Linked DNA regions of Mus musculus: region 1 is linked to region 2. The links are chromatin loops, found by intact Hi-C in ENCODE. Cell type or tissue: left cerebral cortex. All regions are shown on one strand. Each heading gives the region's core, and the rest is flanking DNA. Links, peaks and the distances in the headings are about the cores only. Region 1 holds the start of Hps3 (HPS3, biogenesis of lysosomal organelles complex 2 subunit 1). Region 2 holds the start of Mtfr1 (mitochondrial fission regulator 1).

What was found. A loop is a pair of places that touch in the nucleus more often than their neighbours do. Peaks named below come from ENCODE experiments on the same cell type or tissue, not always from the same donor. Only the 100,000 strongest peaks of a DNase experiment are listed, where the experiment ranks them.
Region 1: it touches region 2 in a loop (5-fold over the local background); 3 of 42 quality-filtered maps call a loop at or near these places.

Annotation. Positions count from the first base shown.
Region 1 is chr3:20,032,897-20,045,038 of GRCm38, forward strand. Hps3 (HPS3, biogenesis of lysosomal organelles complex 2 subunit 1) reads right to left here and starts at 2,414. Exons shown (of 17, transcript NM_080634.4): 1 at 2,153-2,414. The coding sequence starts at 2,369. In left cerebral cortex, for the core only: no CTCF peak of the experiment used is centred there; DNase peaks (open chromatin) are centred at 2,175 and 2,393; H3K4me3 peaks cover 1,729 bases; H3K27ac peaks cover 910 bases.
Region 2 is chr3:19,181,157-19,193,438 of GRCm38, forward strand. Mtfr1 (mitochondrial fission regulator 1) reads left to right here and starts at 6,954. Exons shown (of 8, transcript NM_026182.6): 1 at 6,954-7,132. In left cerebral cortex, for the core only: no CTCF peak of the experiment used is centred there; DNase peaks (open chromatin) are centred at 6,420, 7,000 and 7,806; H3K4me3 peaks cover 1,639 bases; H3K27ac peaks cover 473 bases.

The sequences.
Region 1 (12,142 bases), core at 1-5,000, 850 kb after region 2:
TGTCTAGATCATGAGCTCTGACCTAATGAATGCACTAATCCGTTTTGGAAACTTTGGTGTGGTAGGGTTGGGTGGAGGGGAGTCTGGCTAGAGGAAAGAGACTTCTGGGAGGACGGTCACTGATGAAGAGGGGATATCTGGCAATTCTATCTTGCCCTAGTCCTTCCTGTTTCTGCTTTACCTTCTAGTCACCATGATGTGAACCCTACCCACTATGGTGGGCTGAACCCTCTCAAACCATGAGCCACAGAAATCTGGTTACAGGGACCCCACAGATGACTTACTGAGTGCCCACAACTTACAAAGGGAGAGCAGCATTTGGCTGATTAGTAAGTGTAGGCTTGGGGGGGGGGGGGGTTAGGGGGTGGGCCCGTACAAAGTAAAACTGTCAACATGACCCCTCCATGGTATAGTTAAGGGAAATGGTTTTGTTTTATTGAAGATAGGTGGGGTACAGAGAGGAGGGGAGAGCAAGGAGGGAGAGGGAGAAAGAGAGGGAGGAGGGAGATAGAGAGGGAGAGGGAGGAGGGAGAGGGTAGAGTTAGAGGGAGGAGGGAAAAGGCGATGGAGGGAGAGGGACGAGGGAGAAGGAGATAAAAGGAAAGGGAGAGGGAGAGGGAGAGGGAGAGGGAGAGGGAGAGGGAGAAACAGCCAGAAGATCTGGATGAATCCAGAGCAGAGAGAGAAAGAAGTAACCTGAACATGGCCAGCTGAATAGACATGGCCAAGGTTATCTGCAAGAGAGAGAAGAGCACAGTGAGATAGCATGGACTTGGAAATATGTAATAGGTACTTCAGGGACTGAGGGAGGCCTGAGGCTAGCCTGGACCTTGGGATGCTGAGGAGTAGTATCACACGTGTATGTAGATTGAAGAGCCATAGCTCCTTTTGCCAGAGGTAAGGGAAATGACTCCTCTGACAGACAGGAACTGCCTCCACAAGTTCCTGAGGAAGGAAGGCTGGCTTTTAACTAAACACCAGAACTCCTCCTATAGCCATGGAGGAGCTCACGTCTGGATCTTTGGACTGCCCTTTGGAGTTTGGGACTTGGGGTTTCCTTTGGACCTGACAGAAAAAGAAAATGCTTTCTGCCTGGGAAAAAGGCCTCCAAAACATTCACAGTAAATATAAATGCACAGATAGTCCTGGTTGTTGACAAGGTGGATTTGCTATGGCAGAGGACACTAGGCACTGAGAGAACACAGACCAGAACATTTACTCAGAAGAAAAAAAGGCATCAAAGGAGACATCAGACAGGTTTTCTGAACTTAGGCATTGCCAGGGGTCAGCCTATTAATGTTTAGTCATGCATGGGTTAATAGAAGTTACACTCAGAAGTTGAAGTTCAACTGTGGACTGAATGCTACCTTTGAGTTATATGGCCCGTGATACTTATGCCATCCCACATGATTCCTGAAGCTCTTTAAGGCAGCCAACATGGTAATAAAAGCATCTTTGTTCTTCAAGGTTTCAAGAACGAGGTTATCATGGTTTAGTGCTAGCCTCCTCCAGTCGGTGTGGCTCAAGTCATTAGTATCCAACCAGGGCCAAGCATTTGATACAACCCAATGTAATAAATCAACCACAAGTGATAGTGACTTAAGAGGTAAAAGGGCTGGCTCCGATTTGAGATAACTTTTGAGGTCGAGCCTCCTGTGAACTTCAGGATATCATTCTCCCTCCTCTTTCTCTTGAACCAGGTTTGTTTTCTTACATTAATCTTTTAAGGGTCTGGCATAAGTGGAACCGAGCCACACGTCTTTATTTCAAGCTGTGGACGGGATCAGTCAGCATTGCATCTCCACGTGGGGTGTCTGCTTTGTTTTGCTTCGAGACATGATTACTTGTAGCCTAGGCTAGAATGGAACTCACCAAACTGCAGAGGACCTTAAACTTCAGATCCTCCGGTCTCTACCTCCAAAGTGCTAGAATGACTAGTTGAAGCAATCTGAGTAAGGAGGATCAGACCAAGGCTTCAAGCAAACTAGGCAAGCACCGGACCGTGGCACGACACCGGATCTGCGGTCGCTAAAACAACTACACAAAATGACTTTAGCACTTAGTGCCCGACCCACACTGACTGTCAGCAGCCAGCCTAGAAGAGCACCAATCCCTTCCCTACCCAGAGCCCCGCCCCAAAGCCGCTCCTCACCGGCTTCGCTGTAGGCCATGCGCAGCACCCTGCCTAGCGTGGAGAAGGCGCAGCGCTGCCGGCACAGCTCTTCGCCCTGAACAGCGAACGCCTCCACCTTGCAGCCGGCAGCCACGAACAGCGCGTCGCTCCCGCCGCAGCAGACCTGCTCCGGCTCCCACTGGCAGGGGACTACCTGCTGCGACCCAAACGGGTGCAGGTTGTACAGACGCACCATCCCGGCGCCCGGACCGCTGGGCGGCTTCCGCAAGCTTAGAGAGCTGCTCCGGATCACGTGAGCGCTGCGACCACACCCCGGGCACCGCTCCTTAAAGAGGCCGCGCGCTAAGTGAAGTGCTACCCTAAGTGGATGCAGAGACCTCGGTTCCTCTTTGGAGATGTTAACTTTGCTGCTTCTGGACAGATTAGTATGTGAAACCTTCAGCGTGTTTAACACTCGATCATCTGCCCGTCTGTGCCTTGGTCGACTTGCCTTAGACTTTGAACTTTTTTTTTTTTTTTTCCATTTTTTATTAGGTATTTAGCTCATTTACATTTCCAATGCTATACCAAAAGTCCCCCTTACCCACCCACCCCCACTCCCCTACCCACCCACTCCCCCCCTTTGGCCCTGGCGTTCCCCTGTACCGGGGCACACAAAGTCTGCTTCTAAAGGATGAAACTGCAAAACCTGATGTTAAACTCCCAACGTAGGGTTAAACACACCACAAATACTGTGGATCCTACAATGGTTTTATTGAAAAGGGCAAATCCTCGAAGATGCTTAGCAAAAAATAAAAATAAAAAAATAATGCATTGGATGAGAAGATCTATGAAAACATTTTGCAGGCATTTGGCAAAAGTTTCCTCTAAGCCTTAGATAATAGGGGAGGAGAGAGATCCCCGGATGGTCAATATACAGTTCCTAAGTATTTCCTATATTGAAGAAACTTGCCGTCGGAATTTTTCTATTTTGGGAGATTTAATAAACCAGATCTATAATGTTTTTTTAACAATTCTAGAAAATATATGTGTTTGCATGCACATATGTACGTATTGGTTGACTGGAGGATGCTCTTCTTTTTACACTGAAAAGAGCAAACTTCAATTCTCATGCTGATGGTTACCTTGAGTCCTTTGCTCTGAGAATTTATAATGTGGGAGCAATTGGACTGAAGTTGAACTGCTGCCATTTCGAATACCTTCCAGATGACGAGGAATCATGTACTTCATCCTCTACTAGGAACACTCTGGGAGACGGGTTCATTAAACTCAGTGAGCAAAGAATACATGGAATAGTCCAGAGATCTGGGCTACAGAAATCAGGAAAACAAGCAGATTGCTACTCATGTGACATCCATAAACATCCCCTTTCCCTCTTATGAGTATCTGATTTAAGTGTCTGTCTCTTTTGATTAATTTTTCCTCTTCAGGATATTAATTGAATGTAATTTGACTTTTGTGAGATTCATTAAGTCCTAGAATGGCACTACCTTCTCTAGAGATAGCTTCTTCTCCCTTGATATAGTCCCTGTACCTGGCTGACCTAAGAAATTTTGGGAAGAGATTTTTATCTTTATTAACTGTTTTTCTCACTTCTGTGACCATCAGCTTATGAGAAAGCTAGGCTGATTCCATGACAGACTTCAAATTGGCAGCTAAGGAGAATAGGCCTAAATCTCTGTCTCTAAGAACTGGACAATTCCAGGCAAGTCCAGGCCTTAGAAGCCGCCCTGCCACCTGGCCTGAGGCAAGGACACTGGGTCAGCAGCACTTTCCAGACTTCTTCAGCAACAGTTTTCAGACCTCCCCAGCAAGTTTCCAGCCCCCACACCCCAGTAATGGAATGTCTATAGAGATGGACCCAACCTCCATGTCAATCTTGACAGGGTCACCTACCCCAGAATTCCCTAATGTGCTTTAAATCAGGCTTGCAAACTGACTTGGTGGTCTCTGTTCTGGTAATGAGAGACCCCACATTTGAGTCTGGGGTATCATTCTTTGGCAAATCATGGATCCTTATACTTCAGAGAGGAACGGTTTGGTCTAGATCAGTATTTAGGAGGTAGGGTCCATCATGGAGGAAACTGCTTCTACCTGGGCTGATCAGAAAAAAAGAGAAAATGGCCTTCTCAATACTGTTTTGTATCCCTTCAGTCCAAGACCTCACAGCATTGTAGGGCAGAGCCCACATTCAAGCTGTGTCTTCCCTCTTGCATTAAACCCTTCTGAAAATGTGCCCACAGACACATTCAGAAGTGTGTTATATAGTTAATTCTGAATACAGTAAAGTTGATAAAATTAATCATTGCATGAAGATAGCTTCGAGTGAGTGTATGCCTAGTTTCCTTGTTTGTGAGGATCTGTGAGTAGAAACCACTCACTTGTCTCCTGTTACAAAAGCAGGGACCAGGGTGGCATACCATCATGTCCCATTTGTTCTTTAGGACTATCATGACAAATAAAACGCACTGCTTGGTTTCAGCAACAGAGTCCTCCTCCTTCTATTCCTCTTCCTCCTCCACTTCTTCAGTTCTGGAGGCTGGAAGTCCAATGTCAATACATGAGAAGGCCTGCTTTCTTGAGCCCTCTTTCCATGGCTTACAGATGGCTACCTTCTCACTGTCTTCACTGGTCTGTTTCATTCTTGATGTCTCTTCCTCCTCTTCTAAAGATGCCAGCTCTACTAAGATCTGCCCATATGATTTCTCTTAAACTCGGCTATCTTGTAAATGTGCTGTCTGAACATTAGTCACATTCTGAGGTACTGGGATTTAGGACTTTGTCTTGGTTAGGATTTCCATTGCTGTAAAAGAGACACCATGACTACTACATCCACTCCAGTAGTGACTTGCTTGACAGGTTTAGAAACCTGGAAGCAGTCCCGAGGCAAAAAGTTCATGGACACTTGGCCTCCTGGAAACATGGCATCCCAAATATCCAATGCTCCAAACTTGTCCTTGCAAATGGATCTGTGTGCTTTCTTTCAGTATTGTTTTACTATAGGTGCCTCCAAGCAATGATTTGCCAAATACCTAAGCAAAATTGAACTTTGCTTCCTGGCCTTCACCAATGCCCTAGGTAGTCCTTGAGCAGACCCTAGGCTTGGAATTCAGTAAGAATGTTACCTATTCAGTAACATTCAGAATTGCCTCTAGTATTGTAAGAGAGATAGTGAAAGAAATCAGGCATTACTATCTACTACATAAGAGTTAGAAATCTCAGGGCAAGCTTAGCAAAGTAAGTTTAGAATTCTTATTATAGTTATGTATGGCAGACTACATTACTTAGTAGAAAGTCCCCCACACTATCACTTAGAATAAAAGCCAAGTCACTCCCTTATACAGGAATTTACAATGGTTTAGGAAGAAGATCGGGCTGTGGTTTAAGGAGGAACTAGAGTATTGCATTATTCATGAGAAGGTTAACTAGAGCAGAACTCCCTAATTAGAACCATGGCTTGGGCATGAAAGCCCTTGCCCCGGGATTGTAAAGACCTCACACCTGGCTTCTAAGACTATGGCTGACCTTAGATAGAGCTGACTTTGTCTCAGTTGTTTTATTGCCCAGTTCCTGTCAGTCTTTGTGTTTGCATTCCTCTGCTTTGTGTAAGAGTCATGAAGCATCTGGCAACCTCATTGTACCTTGCCAATGTGTCACCTAACTTCCCTATTCTCTTCTGTATAAAACGTTTGATGCTCGATTTGAGAAATTACATTCAGATACAGTACTCTCCCTTGTGGCCGTATTTATTTGTCATTTCTCGCCAACTCTTTTGCCACCTGTCCAGGACCCTGATTTCTCCTGCGGATTGAGTGAGGCCGACTGAGGCCGGTCTGCGGCAGGATGGCGCCTGTCCGTGGCACGTGCCCAAGGCAGTTCTTATAAAAGACAACATTTAATTGGGTCTGGTTTACAGTTTCAGATATTCAGTCCATTATCATCAAGGTAGGAACATGGCAGCAACTAAGAAGGCATGGCACAGGAGGAGCTGAGAGTTTGTATAACTTTTTGTTCCAAGGGCAAAGAGGAGAACTGTGTCCCAGGAAATTAGGATGGACAGTCTCAAAGCCCACACCCACAGTGACACACCTATTCCAACAAGGCCCCACCCCTAGTGCTGCCATTCCCTGGGCCAAGCATATACAAATCATCACAGGCTTCAATAGGCAATTTGAATATAGACAGCTTAGTCTATAAGAGAGGTTGCTAAGGATGATATTCTGGTTGGAGAGACTAACCTTAGGGACTTCTTAGCACTGTATCTCCTGGAGAAGCTTAGGTGGATTGCACAGGTATAAATAGTAGTCCCAGATGGTCATTGGTATTAACCTTCTTGTTAGTTTCAATAGGAATGGCCCCCATAGATTCATAGGTTTGAATATTTGGCCATAGGGAGTGGCAATATTAGGTGTGGCCTTGTTGGAGGCAGTGTGTCACTCTGGAGGCAGGCTTTTGGGTCATACATGCACAGGCTATGCCCAGTGGGGCACACAGTTTCCTGCTACCTGCAGATAAAGATATAGAACACTCGGGCCGTTCTCCAGGACTATGTATGCCTGGATGTTACCATACTTCCTGCTATGATGATAACAGACTAAACTTCTAAAACTGTAAGCCAGCTCCCATTAATTGTTTTCCTTTATAAGAGCTGCTGTGGTCATGGTGTCTCTTCACAGCAATAAAACGCTAAGTAAAGGGGCTGTACAAGAAGAATGTCAAAACAGTTTAGAACTCATGAAATTTGGTTAGCACAGTCATGTTAGGTGTGTCTCAGAGAGGCAGAGCCCTGAGGACTTCATTCTGCTGTGAAGTTTCCAGTCATCATGTCCCTCATAATCTATGAGTTATATGAAAACTCTAAGGGAGTGTCCAGCCCCTCACTGGGCAGTGTCATTGGCACTTACAACAATAGTGGCTGATCTTTTCAAAGACTGCTGCTGGAACAGATAAATGATTCAACTACCACCCTCAGACAAAACTTACGGATGTAGATTGTCAGTAAAATTAGGTGAAAATGTTAGTGGCTGTGATGGAGTAAATCACGGGGAGGGAGCAATTTACAGTTGCCAGGCACACTTTTGACAGTTGAGCCAGGGAGTCTTTTGAGGTCAGGTAACAAGAACAATGGCAGCCCAGTGAGCATTAGCTGACCTGCCTTTCTTGCTAAACCTGGGCAGGTGATCAAGATGATGATCAATTTTTGTAGCAGTTTTGCCCTCAGCTTCCTGATGTGATTTAATAAAAAATTGTTAATGAGTAGGTATGTACCTTGGAGGATTTAAAGTAAAAGTGACTGTTCTTTATATATAAAAGTTTAGATATGTGATTCTTTTAAGATTCTTATAAGACTACTTTTCAAGATATATGATAAAATGATTGATTCACTCTATTTTGTTTGCTTACACTTTGTTAATCAGCAAATTGCTTAAATGTGTGTGGATTCTTAGGAATAATTTGTTTTTTTTTTTCACCTGTAATATGTAAAACATTTACTCACTGTAATCAGTCACTTAAAAAGTAGACTGTAACCACATTGTATTTTTTTTATATTGCTTGAGAGATTTTTTTCCAGGATTTATAAGCTGTGGAGGTAGCTACAAAATGAATCTCCAATTTCTCATCAGCCTAGGGAGGGCAGGCTATGTAGGTGCGACAGGCTATGTAGGGAAGGTAGGCTCTGTGGGGAGGGCAGGCTCTGTGAGGAAGGCAAGCTTTGTAGGGAGAGCAGGCTCTGTGGGGAGGGCAGGCTCTGGATCTTGGAACACTCATTCCTACTCCTCTCTGTGTGCTGAAGTCTAGGATCGCTAATCTACATAGTGTATGGGGTGCTACATAGCCTTGAAGATATGTAGTAATATCTTTCTGGAAAAGTAGCAAAGGTAGATACTCTGATACATGTCACATGCATAATCCCAGTGTGAGACCCCGACCCTCTGTCACTGGTACTTACTTCAAGACATTCCCAAGTGAAACACCGAGATGCAGATCAATGCAAAAGCAAGAGGGTTATTTTCCGTATCGTGGGGGTTGACCTTCAATTAGTCCCTCAAGCTGAGTGACTAGAAGGCAACCATGAATGGCTATTACAATTGGTTTTTATACTTTATAGGGATACAGGTTACATCAGCAAGTTCACAGTTCACACTTATTGGCTAAGCATATTGACCTTTAACTCTATTGGCTAACAAGCATGGGCAAATCATGACATGCATTTAAACTCTACCTTGGACTTTCAGATGACTATCAGTTGGTACATTCTGCAAATTGTTTACTCAAGAATGTTCCTGTAGGTGAAGAATGGAACTTGGCCTAGCCTTGACCCCAGGTGGGAGGGGGAAGCTGGAGTTTGGGATTGGCAAAAGCCCTTATGGTCCTTCATTAGCATTCAGAAGATGGTGGTAGTGGATTGTTGTGTCTGGCCAGTAGATCACAACCTGGGTTCTAGCCTGGAAAGGCATTTTGGAAACCTGGAAGAGAAGAGGGGCTGGGCTGCGCGAGATAAGGAAGGAACCAAGACAAAGGTCTCTGCTCAAGGTTCAATTTTTACTATTCCAGCACTCCGTGAAGTGGAGGGGCCCAATTCCTGCCAAATAATCTTGGAGTCCAGTAGCAGGGTGACCACGTGATGGCTCCAAACAGCAAAGCGGCAGGTTCCAGCAGTAGGCATGGCAGAAAGATTGAGTGGGAAGCTCCATCCCTGAGCAAGCAGGTTTCAGGCTGGGGGAGGGGAGACTACATCTCCTCCCTGTTGTTAATAAAAATAAAAGTTATCCCGAGCTTTTGTCCCCGCCAGCAAGAACACACTTGGGACAACCAGAATCTTCTGTTGCAAAAGCTTTATTGCTTATTTCTCAGGTGGAAGACCCCGAACCCAGAAAATGGCGCTGCTTATATAGCCCACAGTGTGACGTTTCAGCACCTGATGTGGCGTGACAGCTCCTGATTCGTTGCTCACCCATCACCCCATTACTACGCCCCGAGATGGGCAGTGACTAGGCGTGAGTTCACTCTTGCACTTGCGCATAAGGCTTGTTTACTAGTTAGGCACAGTGGAAGCCAGCGCCATCTTATAATGGCGATTGCCCACGGCACACACGCGATTGCTCGAGGCATGGCTCTCCACAAGGTGATAGGGTGCATGGGATTATTTTGATCTTCTTATATCTCTTGAGACCTGTTTTGTGATCAATTGTATGGTCAGTTTTGGAGAAGTTACCATGAGGTGCTGAGAAGAAGGCATATTCTGCTTTAGGATGAAATGTTCTATAAATATCTGTTAGATCCATTGGTTCATAACTTCTGTTAGATTCACTGTGTCTCTGTTTAGTTTCTGTTTCCATGATCTGCTCATTTCTGAGAATGAGTGTTGAAGTCTTTTATGAATGTGGGTACACTTGCATTTGGAGCATAGATGTTCAGAATTGAGAGTTCTTCTTGGTAGAAATTTCCTTTGACCAGTCTGAAGTGTCCTTCCTTATCCTTTTTGATAACTTTTGGTTGAAAGATGATTTTATTCGATATTGGAATGGTTACTCCAGCTTGTTTCATGGGACCATTTGCTTGGAAAATTGTTTTTCAACCTTTTACTCTGAGGTAGTGTCTGTCTTTTTCATTGAGGTGCATTTCCTATATACAGTAAAATGCTGGGTCCTATATATATATCCAGTCTGTTAATCTATGTCTTTTTATTTGGGAATTGAGTCTCTTGATGCTAAAAGATACTAAGGAAAAGTGGTTGTTACTTCCTGTTTTTTTCTTTCGTTGTTGTTGTTGTTGTTAGAAGTAGAATTATGTTTGTTTGACTATCTTCTTTTGGGTTTGTTGAAAGATTACTTTCTTGCTTTTTCTAGGGTGTAGTTTCCCTCCTTATGTTGGTGTTTTCCATCTATTACCCATTGTAGGGTTGGATCTGTGGAAAGATATAGTGTAAGTTTGGTTTTGTCATGGACTGTCTTGGTTTCTTCATGTATGGTAATTGAGAGTTTTGTTGGGTGTAATAGAACGGGTTGGTATTTATGTTCTCTTAGGGTCTTTATAACATCTGCCCAAAATCTTCTAGCTTTCATAGTCTCTTGTGAGAAGTCTGGTGTAATTCTGATACATCTGCCTTTATATGTTACTTGACCTTTTTCTCTTACTGCACTTAATATTCTATCTTTGTTTACTGCATTTGGTGTTTTGATTATTATGTGATGGGAGGAATTTCTTTTCTGGTCAAGTTTATTTGGAGTTCTGTAGGCTTCTTGTATGTTCATAAGCATCTCTTTCTTTAGGTTAGGGAAGTTTTCTTCTATAATTTTGTTGAAGATATTTACTGGCCCTTTGATTAGGGGATCTTAGCTCTCTTCTATACCTATTATCCTTAGGTTTGGTCTTTTCATTGTGTCCTGGATTTCCTGGATGTTTTGGGTTAGGAGCTTTTGGCTGTTTGCCTTTTCTTTGACTATTGTGTCAATGTTTTCTATGGTAACTTCTGCCCCTGAGATTCTCTCTTCTATCTCTTGTGTTCTGTTGGTGATGCTTGCATATATGACTCCTGATCTCTTTCCTAGATATCATAAGGCTTGTTTACTAGTTAGGCGCAGTGGAAGCCAGTGCCATCTTATAATGGCGATTGCTCACGGCACGGCTCTCCACAAAAAGTTAAGAAAAAGGCTGGCCTGAGGCAAAAAAATTATCTATGCTCAATAGTTCTGCCTGAATTCTTGGGGCTAAAGAAAAAAACCTGTCTCCGTGGGATTCCCTAACTTTTCTTATGGTAAACTGTATCTGGCTAAGACTGTCCTTTCTGTCCTAGTAAACAACTAACAGAAAAGCCCTAAGCAGTAGGCTCTGACTTTATAATGCTAATTAGTGCTGAATAGGTAACTTTCTAGTTGAATTTTAAGTAGGGCGTTGGAACCCTGGCTAAGTTTGACTGAACAAATTTGAAATACACTTTATTAAGAATAACACTGAGTTGATATTCCTCTGCATTTTTGGATGACAAGCAGGAAACAGGGAGAAGGGGGTAAAGACCGGCTCCGTAGTACAAGGCCAATTGGCTTTTTTAGGGTGGGAGGCAGCGAAGGACTTGCCCTTCCAACAGTACGGTCTCCAACCTCTCTCCACCCTATTAATTACGTTTAAATAAGGCAACGCTTAACTGAGGTGATCAAATGATTTTCTCATCCATAGATGAGTGGGCTTTTAACCTTGGCTTGGGTGGACATTGACCCGATTCCTCCCGTGGGTGCTATCACGACCCACACCTGTGGCTCTTGGTATCTTTTGGGGAAGGGAGGCAGAGCCTTAGATATTTTTGGTTTTTAGCTGTAAATAGATACCAACCTCCGTCAAACAGGGTATATCCCACAGGAAACTCAGAAATGATCAATCTGGACTTTCCCCTGCAGTAGTTCTCTGCACCAAGTGATACCCATACTGTATTCGTATGATCATGAACCAGTATGCACAGTTCTGAGTACTGTGCAGCTCCTAAAGGAGAATTGTCAACCTCAGATTTAGCAAGGCCTAGACAGGAATTATGTCATTAGTAACACCACGATTTGTGGCTAAATTAGGAGCTGGAAGTCTTCCTCCTTATCCCTGTATTTCCCACAGCCTGAGGAACTAAGGGGACCTCGCAGTAACAGCAAGGGTGAAAAGCCAGAGGCCAGCTAAGGGACTAAGCCCGTCTATCAGAATAAAAACCAATCTCTTTTAATATTAGAAATATCTACTTTTCTAGCCCTCTTGGTAAACCTAAATTTCAACTCAGACTGAAAGCCACGTGCTGGAATGTCCTTGGAATGAAGATAGCAGTTGCCACCTGTGTGCTCTTGGGGGGCGGGGGATGCACGTCTGGCTGGAGAATGTTGATTAACCTGCTTGAAAAACAAAAGATCTAGACAATGAGAAAGTAGGAAAGCAGATCTTCTTTTGGGGAAGTCTAGGTACTTTATTCAGTTGCAAATTAACAAGGCACAAGCTCAGGGCTGGTTTTAGAATAGAAAAAAGGCCAGAGAC
Region 2 (12,282 bases), core at 3,712-8,711:
TATATGCAGCAGAGGGCTGCCTTGTCTAGCCTCAGTGGGAACAGATGCGCTTAATCCCGTGGAAACTTGATACCCCAGGGAAGAGGGGTGCTGGTGGGGGTGAGAGGAGTGGGCAGGAGTGGGAGCACCCTCTCAGAAGGAGTGAAGAACTTGGGGAGGGGAGACCGAAAAGGGGAGCAACTTTTGGAATGTAAATAAATAAAATAGTTTAATAAAAATTAAAAAAAAAAAAAGAGTTGTTCCCTGATCTCAATACCACAGGTTCCATGGTATTTTTATGCCTATGAATGCACACACACACACACACACACACACACACACATACACACACACACACAGAGAGGCATAATTTTTTTAAAAATTTAATGAATCAGAGGAAGGAAGAGCCTATAGAGGTAGCAGTACTGTAGACTACTGATTGCTGAAGGTGGCTTTTATGAAAACTGGACAGAAAGAAAAAAGGATCCTCTTCACCTTGGAATCTGGCTAAAGCCTCTCGCTACCAACAAAGCAAGAATTCCAGAACAATTAACAACTGCTTAGGGCCTCTCTCCCTTCCAGATGTCAATCTGTAATCTTCTAGAAATCTCACCATAAACCTCACTTGTAGGGAAAAAATGTACTAAGCTCTTTGTGCAACTCTAGTGACTCATAGCTTGACTTTACCAGATCATAATTCTATCCAAGTTATCTCAGGGGCCACACTATAACCCCAGAGGATGATGGGATGTAAGCGGAGAGACATATGGTGAACTCTGAGACCATTGCAACTCTCTTGAAGAACCTATAACAACACTTGTCTGTGTCTAGCTTAGATTCTGCGACTCCTCTTTGAGAAGCACACATCCATGCTCTTGACTGTGCTGGTCTATCAAAACGCCTCTAACCAGGTGGTGGTGGCCCACACCTTTAATCCCAGCATTTGGGAGGCAGAGGAAGGCGGATCTCTGTGAGCTTGAGACCAGGCTGGCCTACAGATCGAGTTCCAGGACAGACAGGGTCTGTCTTAAAAACAACACAAAGAAAGGGGAAAAAAAAAGTCTTTTTAAAAGTATGTGTGTCATATCCTCACACAGAAACATATATACAGAAATAAAAATAGATCTTAAACACAAATTCTGTGTGTGTGTCCAGGTGTCACAGCATGCATGTAGAGATCAGAGGGCCACTTAGGTGTGTTTCTTCTTACTTTCCACCTTGTTTGTTACAAGGTTTTTTAGTGTGTGTCAGTGCATACCCAGGCTAGTTGGCAAAGGGAGATTCTCCTGTGCCTGCCTCCTGCCCCAGGTGTCAGGCCTGGGGTAAAGGCTAGCATACCTGGTTAAGTGGGTTAGAAGGATCTAAACTCAGGTCTCAGCGTGCACAGTAAGTGCTTCATCCACTGAGTCATCTCCCAAGCCTAAACATGGCTTCAATAAAACCTCCAACACTGCTTGACAGTGACTAGTCTTCAAATTATTTTCTGCATTTAACATTATGAGTCCTTGAATTCCTCAGCCTGTTGCAGATGCCAGTCTGGAATATGACTCTGCCCTTCTCCATTGACACATACTGTAGGATTTCTATCACACTTTTTCTTCAGTGTATGTGATGCTTTGGTCATATTTAGATTAAAATTGATTCTAACCAAGAACCCTGTGCGATTCGTTTCCTACACCAAGGCTGCTAAGCCAAGGTAAAAGCAGCGCAAGAAGAAATGAATCTTGATTGCTAGAAGCGACCCCATGTAAATAACTTAATCTGTATTACCAAATGCGACTGTCACTCAGCCTGGCATGGGACGGGTTAACGAGGTCATTATTCCGTCTCCTGTCTTACTAAACACTGGATCATAAGGGCAGGAATTTCTGGTTTTGTCCTTTTTTTGGGGGGGGTCTCTGTGATAAAATGAAATTGACCTTAGAATGGCAGATGCTATACAGTAGTCCTCAAGGATTCTCTGAGCTGTCCTGTTGGGACCAAAGGCACACAAAGTCAAAAGAAAAATTTCTTTGCTACATTTATTTATTTTGTGTATGGGAATGTGTCTTAGTAACCATGTGGTAACCATGACCAAGGCAACTCTTATAAAAGAAAACTAATTGGGACTGGTTTACAATTTCAGAGGTTTGGCCCATTATCATCATGACAGAAAGCATGATAGCATCCAGGCAGACATGGTTCTGGAGTAGTGGAGCGTTCTATATCTTGATCCAAAAGCAGTCAGAAGATTAGCTTCCAGGGAGCTAGCAAAAGGTTCTGAAAGTTTTCCCCCACAGTGACACACTTCTTCCAACAAGGCCACACCTCCTTATCGTGCCACTCCCTGGGTCAAGCATATTCAAACCACCACGGGGTCCCAGTATCAAATACAGGCTGTGAAATTTGGTGGCAACAGCCTTCATTTAGTGAGGCATCACCCTGGCCTCTGAAAGTCAAAGGGCCTTTTCAAGACAACTGCTGATTCATTTCCCTCTCTTCATTCAAATGGCAGACAGTTCAGTTATTCAAGATTCTTTCAGAAAAAGCAGAACTATCCATTTGGGGGATGGGGAGCCCTCCAGGATCAAATATACTAAAGAAAAAAACCTCCATTTTCTTCTAATATCCCCAAGTGGATTGCCCTGTAATATCTGCCATTTGTTCCAAACCACCTTAGTGGGAGTTTGTGCATATATATTAGTAGCTCCAAACTGTAATGTAGGAACCAATGAGCTTGTGGGAGAGAAGCTGGACTCATCATCTCTTACTTCCTATCAGCGTACTACAGATTGTATCAAGCCTAATGCACAGGCAGTTTACCGAAGCTTAGCTGAGTGCTTCTGTCTTGGTATTTTACAAAAGTATCACAGAGGTGTTAGTTGTGGCTGCAGTCATTTCAAGGCTTCGGCAAGAGGATCTTTCTCATGCTGAAGCCACATGGCTTTTAGTAGTATGTAGGCTGCCACAGACTGAACACTGGACTTTTATTGCTGCCTGTTGACCAGAGAACCCCTTGCCATTGGCTTTCCTCAGAGTGAGGGAAAGAGAGACAAGAGTAGGCAAGCCAAGGTCAAGGCTGAGATCTTTTTGCAACCTGATCTTAAAATCAGCATCCGCAGGCACTTGCTATATTCTCATAAGAACTATGTTACTAACTCCCATCCCTGTTCAAGGAGGAATTACACTAGGAGGTGGACCTTAATGAGGTAGCTATCTCAGGGCTATAAACAAATAATTAATAAACATGATAAGGACCTGGAGAGATGGGTCAGTGTTTAAGAGCACTTGTGTGCAGTCATGAGAACAACATTCAGATCCCGGGACCCACTTAATGAGACACATAAAACTTCAGCTTTGAGGAAGGCAAAGCCTCACTAAGAAACTGAAAGCCACAGATGCAGGGAGAGATCTCGTCTCCAAGGAAGAGGTGAACAGGATTAGAGGAGGAAAGCTGAGGTCCTTTCCTGGCCTCTACACACATGCACAGGCCATATACTCTCACAGATATATACAAATACAAACAATTCTTTTCAAAGTTTTTATTCACATATTTATGTATATGAGTGCTCCATCTGCATGCAAGTTTACAAGCCAGAAATGGCATCAGATCCCATTATAGATAGTAATGAGCCATCATGTAGTTGCTGGGAATTGAACTCAGGACCTCTAGAAGAACAGGCAGTGTTCCTAACTACAGAGCCACCTCTCCAGCTCATCAAGTAATTCCTAAAAACAAACAACATGGTGAACATAAATCAGTTTTGTCAGCTCACAGTGTAAGTTCAAAGATACGCCAGCAGTCACCAGAATACTTGGTATCTAAATCTTTGTTTTTAAACTCCATTCTAGGGCTCCTTCAAGAAAGGGTTGATTATCCATTTTGGAGCAAGAAATACACAAAATGAGTCAGGAGTATGGACTTAACCCACAATAAAAGGGCCACATAAGCCAACCCAAAAGAGCTTCATGAGTGCCTTGTGCAAAGAAATAAAAATCACAGGATAAATTTAAAACAACACATAGTTGTGTGTGTTTAAGTCTACATTAGTGATTAACTATAAATAAAAGAGGAAAATTTTTCCTGATAATGAAATTCCCAAACTGTGTGTGCGAATGTACCTGGGTTACTCTGTTTACTCTTTCCCAGAGTTGAGACTTCATCCTATAGTCCTGTCCTCATAAATGTGGGCAGGGTTTAGGACTTGTCTTAAACATATGCAGAACCTACACACACACACACACACACACACACACACACACACACGAGGACAACATGTTCTTGTGGGTATTATGAGTCAAATATCTCCATATGTAGCATTTTCCTGCTTATAATCATAGGTTAATTATATAGAAAAACCCAGACAATTTCAAATCTAGGTCCACTATACAAAAATATCTGACTATATGCCTCAAAACTGTAACAGTCACGTCAAACTCATGAAGAATAAGATGTAAAAAAAAGAGGAGTGTAGACCAAGGTGATTTGATGACTAAGTGCCACGTGTGGTGCAGTCCTTGCAGTAATAAGATCTGAATAAAGTCTGGAGTTTTTTTGTCAGTAATTGTCTTAGTTAGGGTTTCTATTGTTTCAATAAAACACCATGACCATAAAGCAAGTTGGGAAGGAAAAGTTTATTCAGCTTACATTTTCATGTTGATGTTCAAAGGAAGTCAGGACAGGAACTCAAGCAGGGCAAGAACAGGGGGAGGAAGGCAGGAACTGATACAGAAGCCATGGAGGGTGCTACTTACCGGCTTGGTTCTCATGGCTTGCTCTGCTTGGTTTCTTATGAATCACTGGATTACCAACCCTGGAATGTTACCATTCATCAAGGGCTGCGCTCTCCCTCACTGGTCACTAAGTGAGAAAAATGTCTTACGGCTGGATTGTATAGTTGTTTTCTCAACTCAGGCTCCTTCCGCTCTGATAACTTTGGTCTGATAATTTCATTTCAAGTTGATATTAAATCAGCCAGTATAGTAGTAATGTGTGAGTGTTGGATTTCTAGTTTGTAAATGTATCACAGTAATGTAAGATTAGGGAACACTGGGTGAGGTAACATCAGAACTTTTCCTACCCCTTGGCACTTTTCTGTAAAACAAATATTTTTTTTCTTTCAAAAAGCAAATCTTGCTGGGCAGTGATGGCGCACACCTTTAATTCTAGCACTCCGGAGGCAGAGGCAGGTGGATTTCTGAGTTCGAGGCCAGCCTGGTCTACAGAGTGAGTTCCTGGACAGCCAGGGCTATACAGAAAAACCCTGTCTCGAAAACAAAACAAAACAAAACAAAAGCAAAGCAAAACAAAAGCAAAGCAAAGCTTAAAAGTTCAAAAGCATAAGGACTGCAGGTCTTTCTTCGATTAGATCCTGGCTGGATGTATTTCAAACTCTCTTTTTCCTTCACCAGGGTTTGGTACCAGGCACCATGTTGATAGGCTCTTTGTGTTATTGTATTGAATGAGATGGCACACAGCTTGGTCAGAATTCTTAGAAATGATTCCATTACTGGGAGAAACAATAATTTGTGATAAAATTACTCAGGTTTAAGTCACTGCACCTTCATCTAGATTGTCAAAAAGTTCAGGGCCACTCCAGGGCACTTGAGGGTAAAGCAAGGTGGGAAGGGAGGGAAGTTGTAAAGAAAAAATCAAATCAAATCAAAACAAAACAAAAAACAGGTTTTAAGCCATCTCCAACTGATGGGTGCTTTCAGATACCCTTCTTCTTAAACATAGACAATCACATAGGCCTGTGTGGTGGCAGGCAGCTGAGAGTCACCTGTGGGTCACACAGCTGGTGACCAGGGATCCTGAGGCAACTAATAGCTTAGCAGTAAATCCTACAAGTATCATTGGAATGGTCGCCCTGGTGTGTGGTCCCTACCAGTTCACTTCAGCAGCTTTTGTCTTTTCATCAGCCTTCAGACCAAGCACCCCTCCCTGAACTGCTCTCTCAGGCTTCTCTCTCCCAGCCTTGGTCACAGCCTGTCAGGCCCTTTTGTACTTAAAACGTTATAACACTTGGTCACATATATTAATTAACCTTGTTTTGATCTCCCTGCCTTTTGGTAGGCTTACTCAGGGTGTGGTTCAAGGCTTAAAAAACAAACAAACAAACAAACAAACCCCACCAACTTTGTACTGTCATAATGGGCTCCCAACGAGCCGTTGCTGAGTAACTGAATTGAAGCTCTAGGTGAAATCCAAAGCAGTAGCCAGGAGGAATTTAGGCCATCCAGGGTAAGAACACCAGCGCTCCAATGAGAGGGTAAGAGAGAAGGCGAAGTAGCAACAGCTGCTGCCCACTTCCCACCTCAACTCTTCCACCCTCTTCCAGGTTGTTTTGGACATAGGCTGGTCTTCAACTCTGGATCCTCCAGCCTCCAACTTCAAACTACTCGTTTTACATAGCAGGAGCCGCCACGCCCAGGTAGGAGCGGCCTCTTGAATTACTGATAGGCTTTCCCTCCATATTCACGTTTTATCGCACCCACACACACCACCGTGCTGCTTATAGCTAACTTGACACAGACTGATCGTATTTTCATGACTAGGTTATCTGAAATCTAGAATAACCCTTCATTAAAAACTACGCACACCAATTAGGCAGACTTTGAGGCGGGGGAACTGAAGGCAGGAAAAGTCTTCACTCCCTCTGAGCCGCGCCTTCCACTCCTCCAGAACATACGTCCGGGATTTGAGGCCCGAAACAGATCGCCCTGGCAGACAAAGTCCCCACAGAGCGTGGGTTGAGAAGGGCTCGACACAGGCTAGGCTAGGCTAGGCTAAGGACCTAGCTCCTTTCAGCGGGCACACATTTGAGACTTCACTCGGAATGTGGGTATTCCTACACCCAAAAGGGGCGAAGTTTACCAACAAAAATAACAGGGGCAGAAGCACCCAAGACAAAGCGCGGCACACTAGCAAGCACACGCCCCTTACTGGGCACCGCGCGTGCGCACAGAGCCCGGGACAGGTAGCCGGCGTGGCCGGCGAGCAGACACGCCTTCCGCCGGCCTCTCCTGAGCCCGCCCCCGGGCCTCAGCGAGCCGTTCACTGGTCAGCCTAGGCCGGGCCAGGGGCGGGGATTGGCTGATTGGCATAAGGTCCTGGGACAGCCAATCTGGAAGGCTGAGCAGCTGCGAAGGTGAGGGCTGCTGCGCAGCCGAGGTGAGTGGGGCCCGGGACAGAAAAGCGGTTGGCGGGGTGGGGAATGGCTACCACCCGGAGCTGAACGGTGGCGGGAGGCCGTGTTGTGGACAAGGGAGGGGACGGGGCGCGGCGCGGGAGGCCGGCGAGCGGGAGGGAGGCCGCGGAAGCCCGGAGCAGAGAGCAGCCCTCCGGCTCGCCCGCGCCTGGCCTGCTGAGCTCCGCGGGCCGCCGGCCTGGCTCCCATCCCCCGCAGTCGGCGTTGTGCCCTCGCTGGATCCGGGCTGAACGGGGCGGCCCACGGCGTTCAGCCTGTTCTACCTGGACCTACTTTCCTGTCATTGTCGGCTGGCAGCTCTGAACTTTCTAAGCGTGCGCAGTTTGCGTGTAGCCAGACTACAGAAACTTTGAGATCTGAAGTCAAACTTAACCAAACCTTTCTTTCCGCCTGATGGTTTGTTTTGTGATTGGTCTGATGTAACCTCTTCTGGCTTAAACCTCGTTTTGTGCTTGAGGATGGTCAATAGAAGTTCGGATCCTACCCCCTCCACCTCCCAACTACAGGATTTAAAGCTTGCTTCACCACATCCGGAAAAGAATATTAAGGAGTATTTCATGATACTTGGTAATTTAGCGTTCACTTTTTTGTTTGGTTTGGTTTTGAGACAGAGTTGTCTTCCTTACTCTAGGCTGGGGTGGAATGCACTATGTAGATTAGGTTGAGCTGCCTAAAACCTCCTGCCTCAGTCACCACGCCCGATTCCAGTCACCTTTTCCTAGTGTATGTAGTTGTTTTACATTACAATGACTTAGTCAAGGAAGTTGTGACACTTACTATCTTGTTACATGAAAGTAAGTTGTGTCCACATATATTGATCACATATATTGTACATACACAAAAATCATTTAAAAGGTAAAAATTATTTTTAAAAAGAAGGTAATAGAAATGGGTTTGCGATTATATACAACCGAGTTTGACTATAAAATGCTTACGAGCTAAGAAAAGTCTCAGTCACGATGTGCAGCTAACTCTCTATCAACACCCTAATCTTTGAATTGAAATGCAAGTCTAGTAACTGAAGAGGAAACTTAAGGGTTCTTTAGAAACTGTGTTGTACGGTGTTCTGCTGGGCTAAACACGTGAAGGAACATGTAGCTGAAGTGGACCTAGGCGAAAGGATGTTCTACGAAAGCAAGCACGTGAAAGGACATGGGATTAAGATTTATTTGCTAATGACATGCATGTATTGGTCTTCGTAGTTGAGCTGCATTTGTCAGACTCTAGGGAGAGAAGTGCTCCATAATGGTGGTGTGTTGCAGTTTCTTGCTGCATCCGCAGATGCAGGGCTGATTGGCAGAGTGATGTCAGCTGAGATGGACACACATGCTCAAGACCTGTGAAGGACATGTGTTGTTTGGAGGGTATAAATAGGATTTGATGGACAGTGGAGGAGGATGAGCTAGGCTTGCTTATAGAGCTGGGTGTGCAATGTTTGTGGGTACCCTCTTGTGGCACACATGTATAACTCCAGCTCTAAGTGGCAGGAAGCTCTCTTCTGGTCTCTAACCATACATCCTTTTTGTTGTTTTTGGCTTTTAAGACAGGATCTATTGTATAGCCCTAGTTTTCATGGACCTTGCTGTGTAGAAAAGGCTTGCGTGGAATTCAGAGGGGTCTACCTTCCTCTCCCAAGTGCTGAGATGACTGGCGTGCTCCATCAATATACTATATATTGGCAAATACAAGTATATTGGCTAAATAAAACAAGTCTTAACAAATAACCAAGCTGGTCATGTAGCCAAACTAGCTAATAATTCCGTAGCTTATGGGATCTTCGTCAGACACCAGATACTAGGTGTGCAGTATCAACCTCAGCCTTCTAAGGCCATTCAAACAACAGGGGTCTGGTGACATGGCTCAGCAGTTAAGAGCCCTTGTTGCTCTTTCTTGTGTAAGAGCTCATTTCTAGAACTGACATGATGGCTTACAACTGTCTATAATGCCAATTCCAGGGGATCCAGTGTCTTCTGGCTTCTGGGCAAGTATGTAGTATATATGTATATGTATATTTATATGTATACATGCAAGCAAAATAGTTATACATAAAAATTAAATAACAAGCAAAAGAAAAAAGGTCACACTCTGTTGAGGAAAAGATCAGCAAACTTTTGGAACATAAGCAGAGGAAGACTCATTCTCAAAAACCAGGAAACTTTCAACTAATCAGTTGTTGTTACTTTGATTATTCTTGATTTTACATCAGTGTTTGACACTGGAATGTAGATTGTCTTTTTTGATGCAAGGAGTTAGTATGTATTGTGTTCTTAAATAGATTCTAATTTCTATTTATTCTCATTTACTCTTGGTTCTCTCTCTAACTGCTTGCTACAGCCCTTCCCATAAAAGTAGTTTGTTTCTTATAATATATGTTAGAGTAGCCTAGTTATTAGCCTGTATACCATCATCACAAAGTTTCCAGGAAAAAGTATGCTTAGCTCTACATATGTATCCATACATATGTGGACAACCAATTTAAGCTTATCCCTGACTAGCTTACAAATAAATGGGATTCAGACTACTGTTCTTTTATTTGGCTTTGACAATTACTGGGGCATGACCCCTAATCTACTCTTATAACTGCAGGCCTGCTGGCTACCTCCCCAGTGGTGTACCCCAGATACTTGCTGTTTCTCCTGGCTATGTGCTCATGGCGCCTCTCCCCTCATGATGCCTCTCCCCTCATGGTGCCTCTCCCCTCATGGCTGCTTCTGTTTTCCCTTGGTCTTCGTCCTCCTCTTTTCTCTCCTACAACCAGGCCGCTCTAAACCCACCTACCTCTAATCCCTCCAGTAATTGGCTGTAGCCAATTTTATTTAAGCAATCGTTATAAATCAAGGAACAAGGTTTGCACAACAAAAGCTTGTAACCGGAGACTTGGTATAGAATGTAGCATTGCAATACAGAGCAACAGAGCAAACCTCAACCACCACATTGGAAACAATCTGTAGCCGATTTTAATGCTATTTCTTTGATCCCTGTAACCTTGTAAAAGGGGGGGCATGGTGCCCTGCACTTATAATCTGAGTTCCTGGGAGATAGACAGGAGGATTCTGGGGGCTCACAGGCCACCTATCCTAGGCAGTTGATTAGCCCAGGCCTATGAGAAACCCTGCCTCAAATAACAGAGCTAGTGAGGGATGAGAATAATACTTACTGTAGGCATGAGCATAAATAACTTAGAGTGTAGGATTGTGCTGGCTTAATAACATCGTTGTATGACTTCACCAGCCCTTGGTAGTTGGCTAGGTTTCTCATACCATTCAAGATTTCTTTTGTTGAGTGGATCTTGTGTCCATAAGAGAGCTATTGGTGACTGCTTAGGGAATCACTATTGTGTCATAAGGTTAGCTTGCCACACTGGCCATTGTTGTGGTTCATTCCTCATAGCTGGGTAAGGTGCTTGGTTGCTTCTCTCCTTAGGAAGCTAGTATGGCACCTTCTGGTACCAGGAATGCTAGTCCTGAGGGAAGGAGGCTTTCAGGTCAGATCCAGCCAGGGAAGAGCACAGTAATTGGTTATCTAAGACTAAACAGTCAGCCCTAAAACTATTTACATACAAGTAACATGCAGATTGAAACAGGTTTTGTTTTTCTCTGTGGGTTTTTTTTTTTTTTTTTTTTTTTCTCAAGACAAGGATTCACTTTGTAGCCCTGGATGTCCTGGAACTCACTCTGTAGACCAGCCTGTCCTTGAACTCAGAGATCTGTTTGCCTCTGCCTCCTCGTGCTGGGATTAAATGTGTGCCACCACTGCCTGGCTAGCAGGTTGTATTTATATATTTAGGTATATATATATATATATTGTATTAGTCATGCAGGGTTCTCTAGAGGAACAGACTGATAGATAGTACATATATGTGGGTTTATTGGAGTGGCTGTGATCCCATTAGTCCAACAATCAATATCTCCTTATAGAAGCATCAAGGAACTGTTCAGTCCATGAGACTAGATGTCTCCCAGCAGCCCCTAGAGAGGTGCCAGTCTTTTTGGTTTACATTGGAATTCCAAAGAACATCAATGAAGGAATACAACAGCAACAGAACAGTAGGAGTGAGCGCAGACAGGCAAAAAGTTCTTTCTCTACCTTTATGTAGGCTGCCACCGGAAGGTGTGGCCCATTTAGGGTGTGTCTTAGTTAGGGTTTTACTGCTGTGAATAGACACCATGACCAAGGCACCTTTTTATAAGGACAACATTTAGTTGAGGCTGGCTTACGGGTTCAGAGGTTCAGTCCACTATCATCAAGGCAGGAACATGGCAGCATCAGGCAGACATGGTATAGGAGGAGCTGAGAGTTCTACATCTTTATCTGAAGGCTGCTAGCAGAATACTGACTTCCAGGAAGCTAGTATGAGGGTCTTAGGATGAGTGTGTCTCACCCACAGTGACACACCTACTCCAACAAGACCATAACTCCAGGTAGTGCCACTCATGGGGCCAAGCATATTCAAACCATGACAGGGTGGGTATCCACCTCAAATGACCAACCAAGAAAATCCTTCCCAGGTGTACCCAGCTGCCTGGGTTCTAGTTGATTCCAGTTATATTCAGGTTGACAAGATTAGCTATCATACATGAACACTTAAGTTTACATGTGTATGTATGTATCAGTGCTATGGGGAAAAATCAAGCTGGATGGGAATTAGCCATCACATGAATTATAACATACATTGATAAGTCATACATATATAAATCTATCACAAAGCATACATTCATGTAATAGACACCCATGTTAAGAAAAGAAAGCTTGCATATCAGAAAACACCTTGGTGACTCTCTTCCAAGTATTAATTACCCAGATTGAATCAAAGGTAGCCACTATAACTGCTTTCAGTGTTTCAGTGTTTTGGCTTCTTATTTATTTATAAACGTTTCACAGAAATTTATTGCATCCAAAATTGTCTTCTTTATATGATTCTCTTGTTATCTGTAGGAAATGTACTGGTATCCTTTTTTTTTTTATTCCTGATAAAGCTAATTCATTTCTCTATTTTTTTCTTAATGAATTTCATCAGAGCACTATATTTTTTTTACAACTAATAGACTCTTCAAAGAAGCAACTTTTTGATTTTTTATTTCCTTTTTAAAATTTATATCTATCTATATATAGA